2 separate regions of the Homo sapiens genome follow, and region 2 is linked to region 1. The links are chromatin contacts, found by Hi-C or POLR2A ChIA-PET in ENCODE. All regions are on one chromosome and are shown on one strand. Each heading gives the region's core, a stretch centred on a gene start or an enhancer-like site at or near the end of the contact. The rest is flanking DNA. Distances are from core to core; before and after follow the strand shown.

The links. A loop is a pair of places that touch in the nucleus more often than their neighbours do. ChIA-PET counts read pairs that join two places held with the same protein, here RNA polymerase II (POLR2A). Pooled maps may share reads with other maps.
Region 2: a loop to region 1 is called in a map of CD8-positive, alpha-beta T cell, with 10 times the contacts of the local background. The contact joins the promoter of NR3C1 here to the promoter of ANKHD1-DT in region 1. A Hi-C loop is called at or near these places in 1 of 168 maps with a recorded cell type or tissue (CD8-positive, alpha-beta T cell) and 8 of 50 pooled maps. POLR2A ChIA-PET finds 5 or more read pairs at or near these places in 1 of 52 experiments (Panc1).

The regions. Positions count from the first base shown.
Region 1 is chr5:140,396,881-140,404,815 of GRCh38, forward strand. It overlaps ANKHD1-DT (ANKHD1 divergent transcript), which reads right to left and starts at 4,521. Exons shown (of 2, transcript NR_186045.1): 1 at 4,231-4,521. It overlaps ANKHD1-EIF4EBP3 (ANKHD1-EIF4EBP3 readthrough), which reads left to right and starts at 4,953. Exons shown (of 36, transcript NM_020690.6): 1 at 4,953-5,393. The coding sequence starts at 5,088. ANKHD1 (ankyrin repeat and KH domain containing 1) reads left to right here and starts at 4,953. Exons shown (of 34, transcript NM_017747.3): 1 at 4,953-5,393. The coding sequence starts at 5,088. It also overlaps the pseudogene RNU4-14P. RefSeq lists enhancers at 3,547-3,696, 3,787-3,936, 4,027-4,076, 4,267-5,156.
Region 2 is chr5:143,400,099-143,408,033 of GRCh38, forward strand. NR3C1 (nuclear receptor subfamily 3 group C member 1) reads right to left here and starts at 3,588. Exons shown (of 9, transcript NM_000176.3): 1 at 3,113-3,588; 2 at 1-754. The coding sequence starts at 741. It overlaps LOC128966704, which reads right to left. Exons shown (of 2, transcript XM_054328421.1): 1 at 5,236-7,935; 2 at 4,568-4,818. The coding sequence starts at 5,543. The coding sequence ends at 4,788. RefSeq lists enhancers at 445-564, 4,489-5,256, 4,534-4,603, 4,644-4,783, 5,184-5,423 and 2 more and silencers at 2,584-2,683, 2,894-2,973, 3,214-4,483.

The DNA.
Region 1 (7,935 bases), core at 3,271-5,770:
AAAATAAAAATCCTTCGGCTATACAGTTTTTATGTTTTTTTTTTTTTTTTTTTGAGACGGAGTCTTGCTCTGTCGCCCAGGCTGGAGTGCAGTGTCAAGATCTCGGCTCACTGCAAGCTCTGCCTCCCAGGTTCACGCCATTCTCCTGCCTCAGCCTCCCGAGTAGCTGGGACTACAGGTGCCCACCACCATGCCCAGCTAATTTTTTTTGTATTTTCAGTAGAGATGAGGTTTCACCGTGTTAGCCAGGATGGCCTCAATCTCCTGACCTCGTGATCCGCCCGCCTGGGCCTCCCAAAGTGCTGGGATTACAGGTGTGAGCCACCGTGCCCGGCCATGTGTTTTTTATCCTTCTTGATCTGAAAGATGGTCAAAACACAGTGCTTTGAAACACATTATAAGTAGATTCTAAATAGTCCCACTGGCTTTTTTTTCTTCTTTATTCCATAGAGACTCAAAATTCCCAATGCTTACTATATTTCAAGGCCATGGCAGGTTATTGGGAAAAGTTTTCAATTAGCAATAATGATGCCTTTGGCTATGATACTGCCACTGAGCAAATCTCCACTCCATTTTTTTTCTTGAGACAGAGTCTCGCTCTGTCACCCAGGCTGGAGTGCAATGGCGTGTTCTCAGCTCACTGCAACCTCTGCCTCCCAGATTCAAGCGATTCTCCTGACTCAGCCTCCTGAGTAGCTGGGATTACAGGTGCGTGCCACCACGCCCAGCTAATTTTTGTATTTTTAGTAGAAATGGGGTTTCGCCATGTTGATCAGGCTGGTCTCGAACTCCTGACCTTGTGATCCACCCGCCTCAGCCTCCCAAAGTGCTGGGATTACAGGCATGAGACCCCACACCCAGCCCAATTTTTGTATTTTTAGTAGAGACAGGATTTCACCATGTTGGCCAGGATGGTCTTGAACTCCTGACCTCAAGTGATCCACCCACCTCAGCCTCCCAAAGTGCTGGTATTACAGGCATGAGCCACCATACCTGGCCTGAGTGTGATTTTATTTATTTGTCAAATGTATCACTTGATATTGTGATGATTTATCAATGAGTTTTCAAATTTTAAAACCATAGGAATGTAGTATATATGGAACTATTGAATCACATTTTCTTTCTTTCTTTTTTTTTTTTTTTCGAGACAAAGTTTCACTCATGTTGCCCAGGCTGAAGTGCCGTGGTGTGATCTTGGCTCACTGAAACCTCTGCCTCCCAGGTGCAAGCAATTCTCCCGCCTCAGCCTCCTGAGTAGCTGGGATTATAGGCGCCCACCACCACGCCTGGCTAATTTTTTGTATTTTTAGTAGAGACGGGGTTTCATCATGTTGGCCAGGCTGGTCTGGAACTCCTGACCTCGGGTGATCCACCCACCTTGGCCTCCCAAAGTACTGGGATTACAGGCGTGAGCCACCATGCCCAGCCATTAAATCACATTTAATAGAGATTCTATATAGCAGTCACCAAAATATAGGAGACTAGGAGTTCCTAATTCCCATACTGACTGTCAAACTACTGACAAGTATCTCAAGTAAAGGTCCTGGTGAAACAAAGATTATTGCTCAATCACATTTCTTTAGCTATACTCAGGGTTAGTTGCTAGGCACTGAGTAAAGAGAGTGTTTTCTTCCCTCTCAAATAAATTGAGAAAAATGTATATATATCCAGATTTCCTTTCCCTGTGTCCTTGAGAGTCATTGTATTTGTTTAAAGAATTTAATGAGTTTGTTCAGGGAGTTGCATCAGAAATTATTTTTGTATCAGTAGTAAGCATGACAACTAGTTCCTTTGTAATGCTGTACCAGTCAATACCTGTTTTTGCCTAAGGATGTATCCATACCAATTCTGGATAATCCAGCTTTGAAGTGGGTTGGGCAGTGCCAGGTTTCTTTTGTTGGTGTTATTAGTTTGGGTTGTGACTTAGTCACACATGCCTTGAAAACTTAACAGCACTGAGGATATAGGCTAATTAAGTTCCACAAATGCTAACTAAAGCCAGTGTACATAGCATTTACATTAAAATAGTTCTCTAGAATAGGTACAAGACTTTTTTTTAACATTTTCTACAACTTATTTATTATCTAGAAAGAACATTTAACAAACATGTTCTGCTCATAGAAAACACTATCCTTTACATGTGAAATGTCAAAATGAGCAATTACTAAGCCAAAGAAATGTTTATGATATTCAAAATGTTTTTTAAATAAATGTTTGGCAGAATCAACTTTTAAAGTTATTTTAAAAATCATTATATTCTTATAAAATTTTAAGATCCCAGTTTAAGGATGACGAAATATTAAATATTGCACAGTTGAGATATATAAAGGCCTTTGTTAAAGTTGTAAGAGAGGAGAAAATGACTTTTTTTTTTTTTTTTTGAGACTGAGTCTTGCTCTGTCGCCAGGCTGCAGTGCAGTGGTGCGATCTCGGCTCACTGCAACCTCCGCCTCCTGGGTTCAAGCGATTCTCTTGCCTCAGCCACCCGAGTAGCTGGGATTACAGGCACGCGCCGCCACACTTGGCTAATTTTTGTATTTTTAGTAGAGACGGGGTTTCACCATGTTGGCCAGGATGGTCTCCATCTCCTGACCTCGTGATCCGCTCACCTCTGCCTCCCAAGGTGCTGGGATTACAGGTGTGAGCCACTGCGCCCGGCCATTTTTTTTTTTTTCAGCCAAATTCTGTTATCATATGGACATTCTCTGGGTCAAAGGATATTTTCCATACAAACCACCAGACTCCTTTTTTGGTCATGTCTGATTAAAGGATTAGATAGAAACCGTTTTTTTTTTATTTTTTTAATTTTTTTAGACAGGGCACCGCTCTGTTGCTCAGGCTGGAGTTCAGTGGCACGATCTCGGCTCACTGCAACCTCCATCTCCCAGGCTCAGGGGATCCCTCCCACCTCAGCCTCCTGAGTAGCTGGAATTACAGGCATGCACCACCATGCTCGGCTAATTTTTTTTTTTTTTTTGAGACGATGTGTTGCTCTGTCGCCTAACCTGGAGTGCAGTGGCACGATCTTGGCTCACTGCAAACTTCGCCTCCTGGGTTCAAGTGATTCTCCTGCCTCAGCCTCCCGAGTAGCTGGGATTACAGGCACGCACCATCACATCTGGCTAATTTTTGTATTTTTAGTATAGACGGGGTTTCGCCATGTTGGCCAGGCTGGTCTAGAACTCCTAACCTCAAATGATCCGCCCACCTAGGCCTCCCAAAGTGCTGGGATTAACAGGCGTGAGTCACCGCGCCGAGCCCAATTTTTGTATTTTTGGTAAAGACGGGATTTCACCATGTTGCCTAGGCTGGGCTCGAACTACTGGGTTCAAATGATCCGCCCGCCTCAACATCCCATAGTGTTGGGATTACAGGCGTGAGCCACGGCGCCCGCTATAGAATCTGAATATTTTTAACCCCCCTCTTTACTGACAAGATAAAGACAGAGATAGAGAGATGCATATAGGGAGGAAGAGATCTCCTTAGAGGAGGGAAGACCACCACAGCTAGCCTTGTTTTGCACCACACAGATCTGATTAGAACTAGAATTAGTTGGGCTGGCAGGACCCAGGGGCGAGCAGAGAGTTCCTGAAGGAAGAGGAGACAATAACTAGCAAAAATGAGTCTTTCCTGTAAGTTTGGGACTTTGCTAAGCGCTATATTATCATCTAATTTATTCATAACAACAACCCAATGAGGAAGGTACTAATATTACTCCCATTTCACAGAGGAGCGAGTTGAAAGTCACAAAAATGAAACAGCAAACGCGCCGAAGTCAGGCAGCAAGTAAGTGGCAGCACCAGAACTCGAAACTGCCTCGGAGCATGCACTCTTCACCACCCCGTTCCACCTTGAGGTCGGATTCCGCACGCCGTTCGCGGCATTCCCACCTTCCTACGTGGGACAGTTCCCGGTACTGAGGCATGGCGCTGTCCAGCCCTCAGGCCCGCAGCCGTCCGCAAGCAGGAGAACGCGGCCCCGCTGGGCGATCCTGCCCGAAGGCGCCCGAACTGCGGCGCGCGGCCGGGTCCTGGCGGGCGGGTCGAGTCTCCCCAAGGCGGCCATCCCAAGCAGCTCCCCGGATGTCCCTCAGACCCGCGCGCTAGGCTCAACTCAGAAAGGCGGGAGGCGCGAAGCGAGATCGGCCTTGCCCCTCGACTGTCCCCTCATCGCTCCCCGTCCTCTATTCCCTCCCAAATAGCCCCCGGCAAATAGGTTACACATCTTCACCTGTCCCAGAGGTGGTGACTGCTCTAGTGACTGACGCTACGCTCCTCCAACCAGGCAATGGCAGGAAGGTGGAGCCTTCCTAAGACTGATGGCTTCCTTTCTCCAATCCCGGTGCAGCTATTCTCCGGCCATAGTCTCGGCGCCCAGCGGAGAGCGACAGGTGGGAGCTGCGTTACTTCGGCGCCTCTTGCATCCTTGACGTAGAAGTTTCACCAAGCGCAGGGTGAAGTCTACTCCAAATTTGACCAATTCTTGCGGGTCATCACTTCAGCAGTCATTTTATTCAGAAGTGGAAATTTCCCGGCCCTTTCCCGTCACCTCAGATGAGGGCGGGATCAATGGTACTCCCACAGGCCAATTGTACCACGCGACGTCCCGCGACAAAGTGACCGACACTTTATGGCGCCAATGAATTCTCCCATTGTTCGGGGTCACTATGACTGACCACAAGGCCAACTAATCCACTTTAAGGTCGTGACGCGATAGTCAGGCGGGTTGGCCAATAGACATAGGAAAAGAGCGGAAGTCAGCTGGTGAAGAGTGGGAGGCGGGTGTTCGCAACCGCCTAGGCCTGCGCGGGTCAACGCAGCTTGGCGGCTGCGAGCCAGCGAGCGGCGCGTGACGAAGAGCCTGAGCGACGGGTCACTTTGGCCAATGATCTGCAGCCGCCAGGGTATTGCAGCCAGTGGCGAGTCGAGGGGGCGGGAGGCAGCAGGTTAGGCAGTGAGAAGTTAGTGGCGCTGCTGGGACGGGGGAAAGGAGACGCTTCTTCCTCTTGCTGCTCTTCTCGTTCCCGAGATCAGCGGCGGCGGTGACCGCGAGTGGGTCGGCACCGTCTCCGGCTCCGGGTGCGAACAATGCTGACTGATAGCGGAGGCGGCGGCACCTCCTTTGAGGAGGACCTGGACTCTGTGGCTCCGCGATCCGCCCCAGCTGGGGCCTCGGAGCCGCCTCCGCCGGGAGGGGTCGGTCTGGGGATCCGCACCGTGAGGCTCTTTGGGGAGGCCGGGCCAGCGTCGGGAGTCGGCAGCAGCGGCGGCGGCGGCAGCGGCAGCGGTACGGGCGGAGGGGACGCGGCGCTGGATTTCAAGTTGGCGGCTGCCGTGCTGAGGACCGGGGGTGGAGGTGGTGCCTCTGGCAGTGACGAGGACGAAGTGTCCGAGGTAAGGCTCCGGGACCCTCGCCTCCCACACATTGTGAGGCGTGAATTCTCTTTGGGTAGGCTCTGGGCCGGGGCCATCCTCCCGCTTCCCTGGTGGAGCCCTTCTGTGACAGCGGTCGGCTCCATGGCGGCGGTGGCCGCGGTGAGGGCCTAGTGAGCCCTCGGCTTACTCTTTAGCTCGAGCGGGACAGGTTCCCGTCACCATTCGTAGACCCACAATAGGGAGTCCTTTGGTCTCTGAGCTTCGCGCGGGAACAGGGACTCCTCAGGCTGCCTCCCGCCCACCCTGCTTTGGAGTTGGGGGTGGGGGGCGGGGTCTTGCCAGAGTCCCTGCCCTTGGTACTGAGAGAGACAAACAGAGACAGAGACAGAGCTGGTGCAAAGATCGTTTCTCTTCTTTGCCTCTCCTCAGAGTTGAGGGATACGTTTATTTGCCTTCTGCCTTGTGTGTGTCTTACCTGTGTGCTTAAGGACGGTTCTTATTCTCCCTCTTCAGTTTGAGACAGGTTTGAGTATTAGGGATCTCTCGGCTTTTACCCTGAAAAATCACGTGACTCCTCCTTCTGGGACCTTTTGTGAAGTTAGACAGGAAAAGGAAGTTCCAGGGCATCCCTGAGCTTCGGAATAGCTGGGTAGCTGAACTCGGAGGTTTTAGGCTTGGAGAAAGTGGGGCAACCTGTGGAAACCTCTTCTTTTTTTTTTTTTTTTTTTTTTTTTTGAGATGGAGTTTCGCTCTTGTTGTCCACGCTAGAATACACGTGATCTCAGCTCACTGCAACCTCCGCCTCCCGGGTTCAAGCGATTCTCCTGCCTCAGCCTCCCGAGTAGCTGGGATTACAGGCGTGCGCCACCACGCCCGACTAATTTTGTATTTTTATTAGATACGGGGTTTCACCATGTTGGTCAGGCTGGTCTCGAACTCCTGACCTCAGGTGATCCGCCCGCCTCGGCCTCCCAAAGTGCTGGGATTACAGGTATGAGCCACCGTGCCCGGCTGGACACCTTCACTCTGCCTTTGCAGTGAAGTCCTTCATTTCTTTAACTCTTCTGTGTGTACTCTAATGTGTACACATTTTTAGGTCTGAGCAACCTGGGATGGTAGGCATTAACTTCTTTTGGGTTCTGGGGAAAAAGGGGCGGGTTTTGTTTTTGTTTTTTGAGATGGAGTTTCGCTCTGTCGCCAGGCTGGAGTGCAGTGGCGCGATCTCGGCACACTGCAACCTCCGCCTCCTGGGTTCAAGCGATTCCCCTGCCTTAGCCTCCTGAGTAGCTGGGACTACAGGCGCGTGCCACCACTCCCGGCTAATATTTTGTATTTTTTAGTAAAGACAGGGTTTCACCATGTCCAGGATGGTCTCGATCTCCTGACCTTGTGATCCCAAGGGGCGGTATTTTATGTGTATACTTTTTTCTGTTGACTGTGGCTTGCGTAGAGTACTGTACCGTGATTGTTTTAAGTGCTCAGAGTATTTCTTCTATTTTGGTTCTGAGGTGCCTGAGTTGTCACCTGTGACCAGTTATTTTAACCTCTGGTCTTGGTGTTAAAGTACAGGAATTTCTCTGTGTGTACTAACAATCCCGGCTCTTGGATTTGAGAGGAATAAGGAGAAATTATTTGTGGGTTACAGACTGCAGTTAGTATACTGTCTTATCATTCTAGGTCTGAACAGGGTTTTATTTAATATTTAAAACCTTAGTACATTCTGACCCTAACATTTTGCTTTGGAAAAAAAAGTGTGTGGGTTATAAGGCGGGTAGTCCCTTGAATGTCTACGTCTTTGAATTTCACGGTAAGGGAAATAACTTCTAAGCCAAGGTGAGAGAAATGTTTTATTTGAGTAGGCAGTTATGGGGAGAGACTCTGGAGTATCCCTGCTCTTGGTCTTGTGGAAGGCTTTATTTTATCCTTTCAGTGAAACGTGAGAGATTAAGCTAGAACACAGTACTTTTTAGCTAGGAAATGAAGTGTGGGGGATATCCTTAGACTAAAGATTAGAGCTTATTTTCTATGAAACTTGTAAATGAGAATCTGAAAGAGTTTGCTTTGGTCTAAATGTGATAGAAAAAGGGGACCTTGATTTTCTTGACCATTTTTACATAATTGTCATGGGTGAGATGAAAGGTCACTCATTTGCCTTTTTTTTTAATTTTAATTTTTTGTTTTTTTTGTTTTTTTTGAGACTGTGTCTTGCTCTTGTCACCCAGGCTGGAGTGCGGTGGCTCGATCTTGGCTCACTGCAACCCCCGTCTCCCAGGTTCAAGCTATTTTCCTGCCTCAGCCTCCCTAGTAACTGGGATTCCAGGTGCCTGCTACCACGACTGGCTAATTTTTTTGTATTTTTAGTAGAGACGAGGTTTTACCATGTTGGCCAGGTGGGTCTCAAACTCCTGACCTCAGGTGATCGCCCTCTCAGAGTGCTGGGATTACAGGCATGAGCCACCACGCCCGGCCTTAATTTTTTTTTTTTTTTTGAGACAGGTTTTGCTATGTTGTCCAGGCTAGCCTCAAACTCCTGGGCTCGGGTGGTCCTCCTACCTCAGCC
Region 2 (7,935 bases), core at 2,338-4,837, 3.0 Mb after region 1:
AGGCTTGCAGTCCTCATTCGAGTTTCCTTCCAAAAGGAATGAATCGTCTTCTCCCGCCAGAGGAGAAAGCAAACAGTTTTCATCTATCAACAGGTCTGATCTCCAAGGACTCTCATTCGTCTCTTTACCTGGGGACCCAGAAGAAAACTCCAAATCCTGCAAAATGTCAAAGGTGCTTTGGTCTGTGGTATACAATTTCACATTGCCACCGTTGGTGCCAGTCTGGCCCTTCAAATGTTGCTGTTCTGAAGATACATCAGAGTGAGTTTTTGGAAACTCCTTCTCTGTGGGGGCAGCAGACACAGCAGTGGATGCTGAACTCTTGGGGTTCTCTGGAACACTGGTCGACCTATTGAGGTTTGCAATGCTTTCTTCCAAAAGCTTTAAGTCTGTTTCCCCCGAGGAAAGGCTGATTTGGCCCTGCTGTGGGAATCCCAGGTCATTTCCCATCACTTTTGTTTCTGTCTCTCCCATATACAGTCCCATTGAGAGTGAAACTGCTTTGGACAGATCTGGCTGCTGCGCATTGCTTACTGAGCCTTTTGGAAAATCAACCAAAAGTCTTCGCTGCTTGGAGTCTGATTGAGAAGCGACAGCCAGTGAGGGTGAAGACGCAGAAACCTTCACAGTAGCTCCTCCTCTTAGGGTTTTATAGAAGTCCATCACATCTCCCCTCTCCTGAGCAAGCACACTGCTGGGGTTTTCTTCTCTACCAGGAGTTAATGATTCTTTGGAGTCCATCAGTGAATATCAACTACAAAACAAAAAACAAAAACGGGGGGAAAACATCATAAGCTCTAAAGTCACATTATCTTCCTGATCCGATTAGTAAGAGGCAGCTTGTTAAATGAACCTTTTAGTTAACTCCGAATCAAATTCTTTGTTACCAGAAGAGTAGTTTCTATCTTCCAGAATAAAAAGCCATGTCCCCTGCTCCCATTCAGCATGCCACATTTAAAAGTACAATGCAATCCATTTGCACAGCTGAGGGCAAAAGTGTATCGAACTAAGCTTGGCTATTCATCCTGCCGCTCACTGAACGTGTAGCTTTGTTAATCACAGACATTATAATTCATTACATCTGATTATTCTGAAGGTTCAAGTTGATGTCAAAGTATTTAATTTCAAAAAAAGGAAGTGTGATCATTAAAATTCCTACCTCTTTTCAATCACGGCTGTTTGCTTTTCTGAGAACCAATACATATAACATTTGATAAATACTATGCTAGAATTCTCAATCCCTAATTACTTCCAAATTTCCCTCCTACCAGCTAGTCACACATCCAAACCTTTGAGTACAACCAACTGGTGAACCATGCACGTTTTCTTTGAAAAATAAACAATGCTGATCTGCTTATCTTCCGACAGGCTGGGAAAAGGCTTTTTAACCCATACTTCTGACTGGATGTGCCTACCTCCAAATTTTGGATATATGAAATGAGATACACTTTATATAGGCCAACTAAAATTTAGATTTTAAAGAGCAGAAGAGAAGGTGTAGTAGTTTCTCACTACGTTGTTAGCTTACATAACTTAAATATAGCTGACCCTTATCATAACTCACAAAAACATCTAGATTAAGCTACATTTGTTTACATTGCTTGAGATCCTCAATATGAAATGCTATTACATCTCTAAGTTCTTTCCTTTCCAAACAAATATCGAAGTACTGAAAAATGGAAAAACACAGAACCGTAAAATCACATTCATATAAATTCAGGTACAACTGTATCCAGTAAAATGTTCAAAATAATTTTCTCTGCCTTCACCTATCCAAACCTTCACCTATCCCAATTCTCAGCCTATTCTCAAGAGAGTAAGACTGTTAGTATATCGTTAATCAGGGTGTTTTAAGAGATGGGCTAAGACGGAGAAGCGCATTTGGGACACTATAGTCAAATCCCGTCCAATAAAAGGTAACTTTTCCTATGCGATGACGTTAGGCAGCATAAATGTCACTGGCCCTCACTGAAAAGTGAATATGAAGGTAGAGAGAGGGGTGTGGACTTGCCACTACAAATCTTGAGGGTAAACTGCTTATCTCCCCACCTCTCTGCCCCGTTTATCTGAGGCGATAACGATCTCTAAACACGAGGTATCGAATGGAGCCCAATGAATTTCCATGCCGCTTTTTTGACAGCTGCCTTCAAACCCGAAACCAAAACAATATTTCCTAAAACGAAAACGCTCCCTCAAGCGACATTATCCCCCAGTTTAAGTTGCAAATAACCCAGCCACATTAATTGGCCCTAATGAACCATGCCAGAGGGTCTTAAGTGGTATTACAAGGTTGCAATTATCAAGTCTGCAACCCCAAACGTCAAACTAGCACTTGTAAAAATCGCAGCACAAAACCATTACGGTTACAGGGGGTCTTTTTCTAAAAGGGGCCACTTAGAAACCTCAGGCGCGAATTAACAACAAACGCTAAAGAGCAAGCCCTTGCGGGGCGGGGGTGGAGAAGAGAAAAAAGTGCGAGGTTAAAAGAGAAGTACGTCCAGACCTGTTGAGTTCTCTCTCCGACACGCCCACTTCTAACAGATAACGCCGGCCCCGGCCGCAGTCTCCAAGTTGCGGGCTGTCAGCCCCCCGCGTGTGCACCCTCACGCGCCCCGCACGCCCTCCTCAAGCCAGGCGCCGCCGGGGCCTCCCCGGAGCCCGGGCTCGCGCTCGGGCGCGCCGGGGTGGCGTGCAAATATTCGGGCGAGTAAAATTCAGACGCGGCTTAGCGTTCACCACGAAAACGGGTGTCGGGCGACCCCCTTGGAGGGAAAGGGGACACTAGGGGGAGAAAAGAGGCCAGGATTCCCGCGAGGAATGAGAGGCTCGAAGCCCCCGGCAGTTCGACAGGGCTCCGCTCGCCGTCCGAGGTCAGGTTCCTCCCCCTCGGCCCGGCCAGGGGACGCCTGCGGAGGGAGAGGAAGAGGCCAGCGCTGTCACCCGCGCGCTGCCCTTTCGTCACCGTCGCCCGGCCCTTGCCAGCCCCCCACCCCCACTCCCCGAGGCTAATAAAAGTTTGTAGGCTCCCGCGGCGGCCCCCGAGTTGTCTCCGGTCCCAGCGGCACCTCGGGGGAGCGAGCGCGCCCCGGCCCCCTCCCGCCTCGCTTCTTACCTCTGGCAGAGGAGCCGCTCGCCCGCCACCGTCCGCAGTTCCCGCCGCAGCCGAGATAAACAACTTAGCTTGTGAACGCAGAAGGAGCAGGAGGGAAATATATTTTTTTTTTCTAAAAAAAGGAAGTAAACAGCCGCCCCTTTCTCCATGGGTGGGGGGAGAGCCCCTATTTAAGAAAGTCTCCCATTGCCCAGCTGACAAGCCAGCCCTCCGCCCCGCGCCGGGCTCCGCGGGTCGAGGTTCCGGGCGCGCGTGCCCCGTCCCGGTCCCAGCTGCTTCGGCCGCTCCGGCTGCGGCGTCTCCTTCCACCCACAGAATCCGTCCCCGACGGGCAGGCGGTGACTCGGGCTCCCGTCACAGACACGAGCTCGCAAAATGGAGGAGGCGGCGGCGGAGGGAAGAGAGCGCGGACACGCGAAAGGGCAGCCCGGCCTGGGCGAGCGAGCGGGACCGAGCGGGGAGCGGGTGGAGGCGGCGCCACGGCGCGCACACACTCGCACACACGCGCTCCCACTCCACCCCCGGCCGCTCCCCGCCCGAGGGGCCGCGCGGCGGCCGCGGGGAACGATGCAACCTGTTGGTGACGCTTGGCAACTGCAGGGGCGCCCGCGGTCCCTGCCCCCACGCCCTCCGCGCGGGCCCCGCCACCCCGGCCCCGACGGCGCCTGCACGCCCGCGTCCCCTGGCGTGGCCGCCCCGCCCGGTGCGCCGCGCTTCGCCCCCCGCCCCCAACTCCCCAGGAAAAAGGGTGGCGGCGGCAGCGGCGGGGGCCGACCTGGTCTCTCTGGGGCGGCGTTAAGAGGGCCACCGAGTTTCTCCAGTTTCTTTTCTCGCTACCTCCTTCCCGCCCCCGCCCAGCTCCGCGGCTCCAGACCCACTCGGGAGCTCGCTCTGCCCCTTGGCGGCAAGCGCCGCCAGTGCCCCTGCGGGTGACAGCGGGCGGGCCACAAGAGCCGGGGCGCCTCCCGCGGCTGAGCTGCGTGAGTGGCCCGCGCCGCCGCCGCCGGGCCGAGTTGCGTGAAGTGTGTCACTTCGAAAGGGGCTACGGGGTTGCACGGAAACGGTGCCGCAGCGTCTCGGCCGCGCTCGGGGCCGGGCGGCCTGACACGCCCTCTGGGGAGGCTTCAGGGAAGGGACGGGATAGCGGGGGTCGGCGCATACGTACTTTGGGCCCGGGGGGAGTCGCGTGCCGGCAGGTCCCCCACCACCGCATCATCTGGGCGGCCGGGTCTTCAGCTGCCGCCGCCGCGCTCTCGCACTGGGAGAGAAGTTGCAAAGCAGAACCCACCCTCCCCCGCGCCCCGACCGTCCCCCACCCTCTTCCCCGAGTCTGCGAGGCGGCGGCGGCGGCAGAAGGAGGCGCCGCCTGCCAAGTTCAACCCCCACCCCTCCCGCCCAATGTGCTCACACTCGAAGGAAGTTGCACGCCAAATGCAAAACCTCCAGCGAGCTGGATTTCTTTGCACTTTTTTTTTATTATTATGATTAAGGAAAGCAGGGGGCGGCAGGCTTAAAAGCAAGTTGCAGGCGAAATAGTAAGTTGCTGGCGAAATATAGCCCCCCTTCCGAAACTCCTGACCTCTTCTTCCACCCCGGCCAGGGCCCGCGTCCAAGTTCCCGGTGCAGGCCCCACCCCCGAATCTTGACATTTGCTGCCCTCGACTCTGTGCGTTGCTCACCCTATCACGTTCATAGGACCCCTGCCCCTACAAATAAAACAAAATACAGGCAGCTTTAAAATGCCAGCGTTCAACTCCCTACAGATGTTCCTGTTAGGAGCTTCCCCCTCAGTCCAAGGGGAAGGGAACTCGTGGTCCGTCCTGAGAAAGGAGAGGGCCGTGGGGCGAGGGGTGCCCGTGCGGGAAGCCCCCGCCCCAGCTCCCTTCCCCAGCTCGCCGCGTCGGGAAGGCTTGGACGATGCCGGGACCGAGCCTCCTACCTTGTGCGGCACAGATTATGATTTTTGTGACTCTGGGAAAGGTTGTGCTGTGTGGGTTTAGGGTTTGGGGAGGTAACTTTTGCGCCCCCACAGGTGACATCGCTTGCCAGCTCCTGACACGGGCGGGGGCTGCCGCAGCTCCACCTAATCCTGCTCGGGCGCTCGGCCACAGCCACTCTCTCACCTCCCGCCGCGCTCAGACTGACGGCGGCTCCCCCTGCTCTGACATCTTGAAGACGATTGGGGAAGCGCGTCCCGGAAGCCGCCCGCCGCCATCTTGGTAGGGTACAGTGTCGCCAGCCCGTCCCCGCGGCCACCATCTTGGCAAAGGTTCGCGATCGCGGGTAGCCTAAGCCGTCCTTCCTTGGTTCTCAAGGGTAAACGGTTCCCTGTGCATTGTCTGATGTGAAAGGAAAGAAGTAGGCTTTCAGCAAGCCTCTTGTCCGGAGACGATCTACGGGGGCCGCCTCCAGAGGATTCTGGAGCCGCCATCTTGGCAAAGGAAGAGATACTCGCCACCTCGGAAAAGAAGAGGGAACCAACCGTATGCCAACGTAGAACCCTCAGCCAGAAGAATTTTTATGAAGGGCGCTGAGCAACTCCATGTTAACAAAACCCCCTTCTGGACCCAGAAGGCAGACTCCGCTTCTCCTGTCCCTTGGCACAAGTCAACTAGAAGGAGGCCCTTGCTTTGGATGCTCATCTGTGAGGCTATGAGAACACTGCTTGACCTAGTTGCCCGTTTTTCCAATTTCTGAGCCTCAAGCACTAGAATGAGATGTCTTTCGTTAATTTGGCCCCTAAACTACCAACAGTTTCATGGGAAACAAATCAAGACCCAACCCTACAATAATGTTTTACACGTTTTAAAAGTGAGTTAAATAGCCCATGCTAATAATTATCCTTGTACACTGCTTAAAATGATTAAGAATTCTATTTATATATACATGTATGTATACATATGTATACACATATATATTATATACATATATATGTATATAATTAAGGGGACAATACAGTTGTCTAATAGAACACATCTCCCCATGCCATTAGCCTGTCTCACTGCTGAATCTCTGCTCTAAGAATCCACCTCATCGCTCATACATGCTCAAATCCTTAGTGGTAGGTACTCTGCTTAAATAATTTATGATTTCACAAGAGTTCCCAATTATTCTCCCTTCATTTTTTTTTCTCTGCAGATCTTAATGGGGAAGAATACGTAGTTTTAAATATGCCATTGAAAACGTTTTTAATTGAGCAAAAAAAAAAAAAAACTTATCCTAATTTCTCTCTTCAGCAATCTAAATGTGCCTGTTAATTTTTTAATTTGATAGCAAAAAAATTCTCATTCTTTAGTCTTTCACATTCATTTGGAAGCATGCATGAACTATAAGTTAACCCCTCTTTTTCAGAGTAATACAAATAGTTATGATTTGTGGCTAACATTTATTGATCCCCACTCTTCTGCTGCCCACTTTTGCTGACAACAATTAAATGAGATAGGTATTGTTATTCGATTTTTCAATATGAGGACAACAGGCTTACAGAGGTTGATGCTTGTCTAAGTTCACATGGCTCCTATGCATTAAGAGAGGAATTAGACAATATTAAAGTGGTTTTCCTCACTGATCTCAATCATTAACATGAAGTAGTATATCAATTCTGATAGACTACTTACAATATGTGCTTACGGAATTTAATTGAAGAGATGAACTCCAGTGTGCCAGAAAGGACGTGAGATTTAGCATTATAATAATAACACAATTCTAACGAAAGTCAACATTTATTGCGCATCTGCTGTCTGACAGACACTATTGAAAGTGTTTTATGCACAGTATCCTAAGTCTTTAGGTATGGCATTTACTAATCTGTAACCCTGGGAACTTATAATTACTACAAGAAATAGGATGAATCCCTATCTGAGTGGGAAGGTATTTGATTGTCTTAGAAGCAGAGGTGGAAATGAAGGTGATGTATTCAGACTCAGTCAAGGCAAGGACCTGATCTATCTTGTCATAGCTTTATGTCCCACTCCTGGAACACAGCCCACTACATAGCAGGCACCCAACAAATACATTACAGGGTTATAATAACATTGAGTCAACTAGTTAACTAGATGTAAAATCACTTTTACTGGGTTATTGTTGTGGCCAAATGGGTTAATAAAAAGTGTACAGATAACCCTCAAGATCCTCATTTTTATTGTTTTGTGTTTAAACATCTGAGTGCTCCCCCCACTTTTTTTTAAAATAAACTAGATTAGATTCTTGATTGTATGTTCTTATAGTATTCTGCATACTTTGTTAGCACATTACAATGATAGTTCATTATTTGTGCCCTCATTTGTTATTTCTCTGTATCACCCACCAGAACATAAGTTCTGCAAAGGCAGGGACTGTGTCTGTTTGTTCACCCCTGTATCACTAGTGCATAGTTGGTGCTCAGTGGGTGTTGGTTAAATGAATGAATGAAGATAATATATGGTCTTAGAGACTATGTCCTAAGGCCAATAAAACCTTAAGCCTGACTAATAACCAAACCACTTGATACATTGATTTCAGAAACTGATATATTACCCAAGTGAGTTCTCCCATTCTCTTCATGTTTTGTCATCTCCATTCCCACTAAAATAATCCAAGCTGTACTGCCAGATTACCCCTCCAAAACATCAACTAAATCAGGCTGTGCTCCTTCTCAAGTATATACAATAACTCTTGATTCTAGTGCTACACAGATCCCAACTCCCAGTATGGTATTTAAGATCATCACCTTTACCTACCCCTTTGTAGAAAGTGAAGCCTTCTAGTGGATGTGATTGAACTGGAGTTTAATTTAAAAATTAGTTAAAAGAAGGAAATAATTTTAAGAAAGATAACTTGCAAAC